Linked DNA regions of Homo sapiens: region 2 is linked to region 1. The links are chromatin contacts, found by Hi-C or POLR2A ChIA-PET in ENCODE. All regions are on one chromosome and are shown on one strand. Each heading gives the region's core, a stretch centred on a gene start or an enhancer-like site at or near the end of the contact. The rest is flanking DNA. Distances are from core to core; before and after follow the strand shown. Region 1 holds the start of ANKRD31 (ankyrin repeat domain 31). Region 2 overlaps IQGAP2 (IQ motif containing GTPase activating protein 2).

Region 1 (4,457 bases), core at 1,327-3,826:
TGTTTCCTCCAGGTATTCTGGTTTCCTCTCACATCCCAAAGATGTGTATGTTAGGCTCATTGACTTATCTAACTGGTCTCAGAATGAGTGTGTGTGTGTGAGTGAGCACGCTCTTCAATGAAATGGCCTCCTGTGCTGGGTTGGCTCCTGCCTTGAGCCCTGAGCTGCCAGGATAGGCTCCAGCCACTCTCAACCCTGAACTGGAATGACTAGGTAAATAATTATCTTATTTGTTTTTATTAGTCTTTCTTAAATATATATATTTTTATTAATCTTTCTTAAATATATATGACATTTCTTATATATATTTATTAAATATATATTAAATATATTAAGAAATATCTTAAATATATATCTTAGATATTTATTATATATATTAAATATATTAAGAAATATCTTAAATATATATCTTAGATATTTATTAAATATATTAAATATTTATTATTAAATATATATTTAATAAATATCTGATATATATTTAAGATATTTCTTAAATATATATATTTAATAAATATATATATAGCTCACGTTTATTTCAATGTTTAATAGTAAAGGTGTTTTGGTGTTTATTTACAAGTTTGGTAATGTTTTTGTGACCAGAAATATGTTGTAAGAACTTAACTCTCATATATATCAATTAGACAATGGTAAAATTGGTTTCCTTGTAAGTCATTTTGTTTTAGGTTGCAGTTTCCAAGACCCTACCGACAGACATTAAGTGAGGACTTATTGCACTTAGCTTGTTACCAGCTGTTTGGAGCAAGTACTGTTACTAGTGGAGTCATCTTTCCCTCTGGGGCAAATGGAGCCACTCACCACCATTTACTGGGTATGCATCCCCCAATTCCTGTGAAAGCAGAGTTGGATAATTAAAAGAATGGGTGAAGTGGGCATAGTGGCATGAGATTGTAGTTCCGGCTATTTGGGAGGGTGAGGTGGGAGGACAGCTTGAGCCCAGGAGTTGGAGATTAGCTTGGGCAACACAGAAGAATGCGCTAATGAATTAATTAAACAGTGGGTGAGCAGGAAAGGTGATAGGAATTTAGGTCTGATTTAGACACGGAGGGTATAAATGGACTACTGTTAAAAAAAATAAAAAAGAGGTCTAGTTCTTTGCATATTTATTATTGCTCTGCCTAATTTACAGAGTTGAGGCGAGGAATTTTATTTAAGTAAGTTACTTATTCAAGTAAGTTTATTTTTTTATTTTTTGAGACATGGTATGACTCTGTTGCTCAGGCTGGAGTGCGTTTGCTCAATCATAGCTCATTATAACCTCAAACTCCTGGGCTCAAGCGATCCTCCCGCCTCAACCTGAGTAGCTGGGACTACAGGCCCATGCTACCATGCCCTGCTAATTAAAAACAAATTTTTTGCAGAGATAGGGGTCTCACCATGTTGCCCAGGCTGGTCTTGAACTTCTGGTCTCAAGCAATCCTCCTGCCTCGGCCTCCAATGCATTGAGGTTACAGGTAGAGCCACCACCCCCAGCCTCAAGTTAAGTTTAGAAGATAATCACCAATCAAGCATTTTAAATAGCAGTGGCTTGAATATACATAGTAAAAACACAAAATAATAATAATGATAATAATGGCAAAGCTACTCCATATAGTGAAAAGGGCAATGAATTGGGAAGTCAGAAATCTCTAGCTCCATCCATTTATGACAAAACTTAGACTTTATATGTGCTAGATGCTGGAGACTCCAAGGTGAATACTAAACACTTGCTATGGGAAAACAACTTGGTCTTTTCTTGAATCTTCTTCTCACTTGGCAAGTGGAAGCTCACTTGGCTTTGTTTTGAATTAGTTTGAATTAAAAATGTTCAACTAGACTGAAACACATCAAATATATAAAATTCTAGTACTTCATTAAAACGCAATTGACTACTTTTGGAGGTTGCTAGGCATTACTATTATTATAAAAATTGATAAAAGAGGAAAAAATAAAGCATTTATCCTGCCTTTCCTGCATAATCTGTATTTCAGGTAACCAAAGCGTTGTTGAGAGAAAAAAAAAATGCAAAATACATCACTGAGATTAGTTGATGAGCTAAAACTTCTGATAAACGTATCTGTTTTGTCTACCTCAGAGGACACTTGAGGAGAGGCTGTCAAGGGATTAAAGGGAAAGGAAGCACTTGGTGGGCTGCAAAAACTCTCTTTAGGTCTAAGGTCGCATTCTGGCTCCAGAATGCCAGGGCTGCTGGGGCGGGCAGGAGCTGACAGCTCTTCCCGTATCTGGGGCTCACAAGCATCAGGTGCATGGCAGGTCACCCTCCCGGCCAAGGGTGTTAAGCAGGCTCGGTCTGAGTTCTGGGTGCGCCACGCCTGCCTTTCTGGTCTCTGCAGCAGCAACCCCAGCACCCTCAAAGCCTAGCGACCGAGAATGAGAAACCGTGAAAAAAACACGCAGCGGCAGGCCACGCCCAGAGTAGGCCTGCGCGCGCGCGCGCGGCCTCCCACTTCCGGCCACGGGAGCTGGGGGCGGGGCCGAGCGCTGCGCAGGGCTCCGTCGTGTGGCGAGCGGCTGCCCCCTGTCTGCGACGAGCGGCGGGACCCGCGGGCCGCCTCGCAGACTGCTACCCCGCCGCGCTCGCGGCCGCCTGCGTCCTCCTCAGCAGCCCTGCGACAAGTCCCGGCTCCTGCTGCGATTATATTATTTTTATTTTTAATTCACAATTTCCCCTGGCCCTCAAAGCGTTTTTTTGTTTGCGGGCAAGAGGGAGTTAGAGGAGGGTAAAAAAGACTTTGAATGTGAGGCAAAGATGGAGGAAGGCGTCCAGGCCCCAGACTGGGACAGTGATGAAACTGTGATAGAGGGTTCAGTGACGGAGAGCGACCTGGAAGAAAAGGAGCTGCCCTGGAGAAGGTGACCATCATTAGGGCCACAGTGCCTGAACCCTCGCGCCAGGGCGGCCCAGGTGCCCTCTGAGGGGGTCAGAGTTTTGAGTGGAGATCGTGACCAGAACATGTGCTTGTGGGCAGGATCAGAGCCTTGTGGGGCAGCCGTGCCTGAGCTGAGAGCTTGTAAATAAGCAAACACAGTCTGTTCCCACCTACCCCCAACCAGCTAGGGATAAAATGAGGTTTGTACTAGGTGGCTTTATAGCATTTTTCAAAAGGCTTTCCTTTTGGGGGCTTTAAGTCTTTTTGCACAAGCAAAAAAGATCTTGGGTCTGAACTTAACTGCATTTTGTTTCAGGAGACTTCATTTTGCTTCAAGAGACTCGTAGCTCAGTTCTAGGAAAATGGGTAACAGTTTCTCTCAAGAAAAGAATGTGTGATGGGGAAACTGGTCCCTGCCAAACTGGAAACGAATAGTTTTATACGAATCCAAAAAAGTCGGTATTTCAGGTTATCGAAACCTTTCTCTAACATATTCTCTGTGCTAGACACAGGGAAAAGAGGGCAGGGATGAGGCCACTAGGTCTGCTTCATATGTGCTCAGGGCTGTGTCTGGGACTTAAGTTGGATCGTACACAGAATTAGGTCATTCTCCTTTCCCTCTCTCTCTTCTCCAGGATTCTCCTGCCCCCTTTCCTCATCATACCCACTTGCCAGTTCATATGATCAGAAAGACAGGTTTCTTTGAGTGTTAGCCTTTTCACTATACAGCAGTTCCTTACAAGGGGGACAGCCTTTAGCACAGAGTTAAGAAAAGAGAGAAAAAAGGGGGATTCTGTCCACACTTTTCAGGCAATACCGATCCCTTTTCCCAGTTCCTCTGGTAGACACTTTCTCTTGAGTTTTATGTTCCCCAGTTGCCATGGTTGGTGTCTGCTCTGAGGCTAGGGCCAGCCTTGGGGCAGGGCTGGGAGGTGAGAGAGAAAGCAACATAAAGCCCTGGGCTTTGTCCTATACCTTCTGGCATGCAGGGGTCATTTTCCTTGGTCTTCTGGATAAAAATAGGTTTACTGTCTGTGCCCACTGGATGGTTCAAAGCTGAAAGACAAAAAAGAACCAAAAAACCGAAAACAAACTGAAACTCGTCAATAAATGGGTTGTTATTAAGATTTCAACTTCAGTCCCCAATCTACCTGCTATTGTTTACTTTTCAAGGTTCTCGAGTAGTTTTTAAAAAATATTCATTCGGAGTTTTTGGTTGTAATGAGAAACAGGCAGAGGTTGCTATGAGCCAAAATGACTCCACTGCACTCCAGCCTGGGCGACAGAGTGAGACTCTATCTCAAAAAAAAAAAAAAAAAAAAAAGTACCAGCAAGACTTTCTGTTGAACTAGACAACTGATTCCAAAGTTTATATCGTAAAATAAATAAGAGCAATTAGGAAAAGTCTGAAAAATAAGAACAATAAGGAGGTAATGACCTATAGGATATTAAAATATTTTCTGATATAAAATATTTTAAATATGATACTGGCACATAAAGTGACAGATCAATAAACAGCATAAAAACCCCCAAAATAGAATCACATACATATGGGAATTTAGTGTATTA
Region 2 (4,457 bases), core at 1,163-3,662, 1.3 Mb before region 1:
ATCTTCTGATCTGGGACTCATCTTAGTGTTTGAGACTTGCTGTTTGTTGGTCATTCACTGCAGATCCGCATGTCAGGAGCCAGCATTAAGAAGCTGTAGAGAGCAATGGAACGGACGCCAGAAGGGAACCAGTGTCTTTCCTTCTCAGACTGGGGACTCTCTGTTCCTTCTTGAGGTCATTAGCTGTCTTGGGTACCGGCATGCTATCCCGCTATCAGCATCTACACTTGCTGCTTTAGGGAAGGGCCATATAGTTCTGCTGGTCCTAGGCTGACGATTGCTCACTTTGAGGCTCTTCTTTTCCTTGCTGTCCCCTTTGCTTGGAGCAAACCTCACGACAGCTCCTACCTCTGCTGCAACCCCCAGCGTTTTGTGGGCTGTGATCTTCTCCCAGTTTGTTTCTCAGTCAATCGAATTCTGTCTGTTTACTTCATGTTAGGGGTTGTTCAAATTTCTGGTTAGTAGATGGCATTTTTATCGCAAATGTATTTTTTAAAAGTTATTACTGTAGTTAATTTCATGTTAGTTTTGGAAAGGGGATAAGACAGCTGTGCTCAATGATCTTGATGCAACTGTTTTCACATTATGCTCTGTTTATCCATTCATTCATTTAATTACTATTTATGGAACAGCTCCTATATAAAAATATTTTTCTCGGCTGGGCACAGTGGCTCACGTCTGTAATCCCAGCACTTTGGGAGGCCAAGGCAGGCGATCATTTGAGGTCAGGAGTTCGAGACCAGCCTGGTCAACATGGTGAAACCCCATCTCTACTAAAAATACAAAAATTATCTGGGCACGGTGGCACACGCCTGTAATCCCAGCTACTAGGGAGGCTGAGGCAGGAGAATTGCTTGAACCAGGGAGACAGACGTTGCAGTGAGCCACGATTGTGCCACTGCACTCCATCCTGGGCAACAGAGCAAGACTCTGTGTCTCAAAAAAAAAAAAAATTTTCTCTACCATGCTATCCCTAAATTAAGGTACTTAGGCTACCACAAAATATAGGTTTGATGATAACATGAAGTAAAATGTTTATACTAAACTGTTAATTTTCCCCTTTGATGATAAAGAAGTTAGATAGCTATTTCCAATTACATTTTTAATTTCTCCATTGTACAATGTAATATTAATATAAATCTTACAATAAACAAACATCCTGGCTTAAGTAAAAGTTACCACAAGGTGGTGCTGAGAAGTTAGCTTTCTGAACATGGAAGAATCTTTGCTTTTAAATTTAAGTCTGATATTTTCTTAAGCTAATATTGATCAGGTAAAGATCTCATTTGCATATATCAAAAAATCTCATTTACTAAAAAATTAAAAAAAATATTGTATAGTTTCTGTTTGGCCTCAATTTTCAACTTTTTTTCTTTTTTTTTAAATCATTGATGTTGAGGTTTAAACTGTTAGCTTTGGAAAGATCACTTTTCATGGTATGGGCGTTTTACACCTAATCTCTGTGTGGGAGGTGCTTCCCAGCTGATTACTCAAACGGGCAAATGTTTATCAGGAAACTGTGTTTACCCAGTATTCCCATGCTGAAAAGAAACAGCAATAGCAAACTTCCTTCCCAAGCATTTAAATTCAAATGAGGCTGCTTATTACCTGAAGTATATAGGAAATCAAGTCTTAATCTAAAAAACAAAAAAGCCCATCGAATAGAAAAAGTGCCAATCTCATGTAGCTCTTCAACAGTTAATTTATTAAGCACCGTTTGGTACCTAACAGCCAAGTCAAAGGGCTGAGAGCATTCCAAAGGAAGTCATGGAATTAATGTCACCTTTGCTTCTCATGTCTAAGAGAGCACTTTTTGTGAGGTAGCAAGCCTCCTACCACACCAAAAGCTACAGCACACCTGTGCAGCTGAGTGAGGCCAGCAACGGAGGGGTTGCCCAGAGGTAGCTACCGACTCATTGACCCATGTGCTCCTACTTGTACAAATAATATCACTTAAAGTCCAGGAAGCAATAAAGAAAGTTTTAAAAAATACCATTTAGTGTATATCATGAAAGTAGTATATAGTAGTAGTAGTAGTAGTAGTTGTTATCTACTGAACCAAATTTTTCCATCTTAGTCACATACATTACTGCCAATATCACATGGCATTAGTTTTTTCTACCACTTTCAAGATAAAACTAGTGGTATTAGTTTTTTCTATACTTTCAGGATATACACTAAAAGGTACTATCGTAATGAAATGCAAACTTAAAAGGCAGGAGCTAAATTTATTTCAGCTTTCTTGGATCACATTATGTGTAGCTCATTTTGTACTATAACATGTGGAATGAATGTTTGTATATCAAAGCCTCATGGTAGAGCAGAAAGACCACAGGACTAGAATCCAGAAGCGCTGAATCCTGGTCCCAAAACTGGTAAAACCTCAGTGTGTGACTAAGAGCAAGTCACGTAACCCAAGCTTTCAGTTCCCTTATCTGTGAAATGAATGACTTAGACTACAATAACTTCCCAAGGCCCTTCCCCTTCTCAAGTTCCATGATTCTTCATTTAAAACATGTTAAATATAATAGCTGAGAGGCCTGTGCTGAAGTTCAAGTCTGATACCAGTGTTCTTTTAATTTTCTTAGAAGTAGGGAAATAATTGACTTCTTTTGAAGCCATTGGCTGGCTGAATTCATAATAGCACAGGTTCAGTTCTCACATATCCTGGTTTTTACTAACTGTGTGACCTTCGGCAGCCTCTCTGTGCCTCAACTGCCTTGGTGATAAAATGGGAGTAATAATAGTGACCACTGCACAGATATGTTATGAAGATAAAATGAGATTATACCAGTACAGTATTTTGTGCAGTGCCAGGCACATAGTTAAAAGCTCCATTTGTGTTAACCTTTGTTCTTACTATTCTTTGTTAAATAAATGTGTCCTTTGTATACAAACACTTATTGATAACCTATCAAAGTGGTTTTCTTACTTTTTCCAATGCCAAGAATCTCTATTTCACCACAGACTCCATGTTTGAAATAGTTTTATTTACTGAACCAAATTTTTCCATCTTAGTCACATATATCACTGCCAATATCATATCAAAATCCAGGGTTCTATACCTAATTTTCAGCCCCAAACCAAAGGAATCCTGAGGTAGCCTTATCATAGAGAAATTAGTTCAATTAAACCTCCTGAAGAGTTAAATATACAAACTCCAGAGACTTTAACTTGGAATCAATAGCACGTAAGCTGTATGAAGTAACAAGATGTGGTTCATAGTCTCTTAAGAGCTCAGAATTTAGGAAGACAGAAAGGCATAACCACCATACTAATTTAGGACAGAAAGAGGAGGAAAGGGAAAGGAATGGTTCAGAGCACAGAGAGAATTCTGAGCAAGGAAGGACTTGAAAGAAATAAGCAGGTGCAACTGCCTCCCTCACCTTACTTCCAAATACTGCCATCTCCAGATATCCCTTCTGAGAACCTAGGATTAGAGCCTGTCCTTTGAGCTAAGAAACTGTCTTTGGAAATCTTATTTATAAATGCAAATATGTTCACTGTTAGAGATATAATCAATCTGATATAAGGGTTCAATCAGTTTCTTAGGGAAGGAAAAGGTTCTAAGGGAACAGAGTGTTAAGACAAGGAAAGTTATGCATTAATGCCTGAGGAGCAGGTTCAAAGGCCACCTGGTAAGCAAGACAGCCACCTGGCTGTGTGGGAGCTGGCTAGACAAACTCTACTCCACAAAGCTCCCAGAGTACCTGGACGGCTGGTGAACCAGAAGTGGGTCTGCCAGAGCCATGGCATCACCATTGCACCTGAAAACATGGCTGCTGCGACACAGCTACAGTATCAGCAGCGGGAAGAGTAATCCTATCACAGAGGAGAGGCAGACATAGCTTCCGTTTGTGGCTGCCCATGTAGAAGAATCTCAATGGTCAAATGAACTAGACAGCAAGAAAAGCAGAATCCAGTAAGCTAATAAGGTTAAACTTGAAAAATTAATATAAACACATGACTTTTAAGAGGAATCCCTAGAGAGTGGTGGTTCCACATCTCAAAGCAGAAATAATCAGGATAGGACTGGAACATCCTGTTGTGACCACGAGCAAGGATATTTCAAAGAATGTCAGGGACGGTGCTAGAAGGACAAGGAAGTGGGCCAGAAAGAGCTCAGACTGACCAAGCTGAAACAATCTGGTTCATCAAAAAGAAAGAGATATTAATCTTGGTTAAGTCTGAGAAAGGCCACAGGTTCAAAACAATAATCAAGAGAATAATATACAGTGTCCAAAAAGGAAGTTGTAATAAAAAAAAGAGATAAATAGCGAATGTGTATTTATATTGACTTTAACAAGTTGGGGAGCATTATTAAAACACAAGTACTTTGTTTCTTCTATATCTGTTTTTTGTTTGTTTGTTTTGTTTTGTTTTGTTTTGTTCTTTGAGACGGAGTCTCGCTCTGTTGCCCAGGCTGGAGTGCAGTGGCGCGATCTTGGCTTATTGTG

What was found. Hi-C counts contacts between places; a loop is a spot of excess contacts on that map. ChIA-PET counts read pairs that join two places held with the same protein, here RNA polymerase II (POLR2A). Pooled maps may share reads with other maps.
Region 2: a map of OCI-LY7 shows a loop between it and region 1 (11-fold over the local background). The contact joins the enhancer-like site here to the promoter of ANKRD31 in region 1. A Hi-C loop is called at or near these places in 1 of 168 maps with a recorded cell type or tissue (OCI-LY7) and 3 of 50 pooled maps. POLR2A ChIA-PET finds 5 or more read pairs at or near these places in 1 of 52 experiments (PC-9).

The regions. Positions count from the first base shown.
Region 1 is chr5:75,234,997-75,239,453 of GRCh38, reverse strand. ANKRD31 (ankyrin repeat domain 31) reads left to right here and starts at 2,576. Exons shown (of 26, transcript NM_001372053.1): 1 at 2,576-2,871. The coding sequence starts at 2,768. It overlaps LOC124901006 (a long non-coding RNA gene), which reads right to left and starts at 2,416. Exons shown (of 2, transcript XR_007058823.1): 1 at 2,088-2,416. RefSeq lists a silencer at 2,336-2,635 and an enhancer at 2,686-2,855.
Region 2 is chr5:76,580,371-76,584,827 of GRCh38, reverse strand. The region is part of intron 5 of IQGAP2 (IQ motif containing GTPase activating protein 2); the gene reads right to left. Among named protein-coding and RNA genes, the nearest start is that of F2RL2, 41 kb to the left of the region's middle. RefSeq lists an enhancer at 2,512-2,601. Within about 2 kb of position 2,412, at least 4 of the 41 ENCODE cell types and tissues checked have a DNase peak (open chromatin) inside an H3K27ac peak, as active enhancers do; they include OCI-LY7, where a contact is called at or near this core.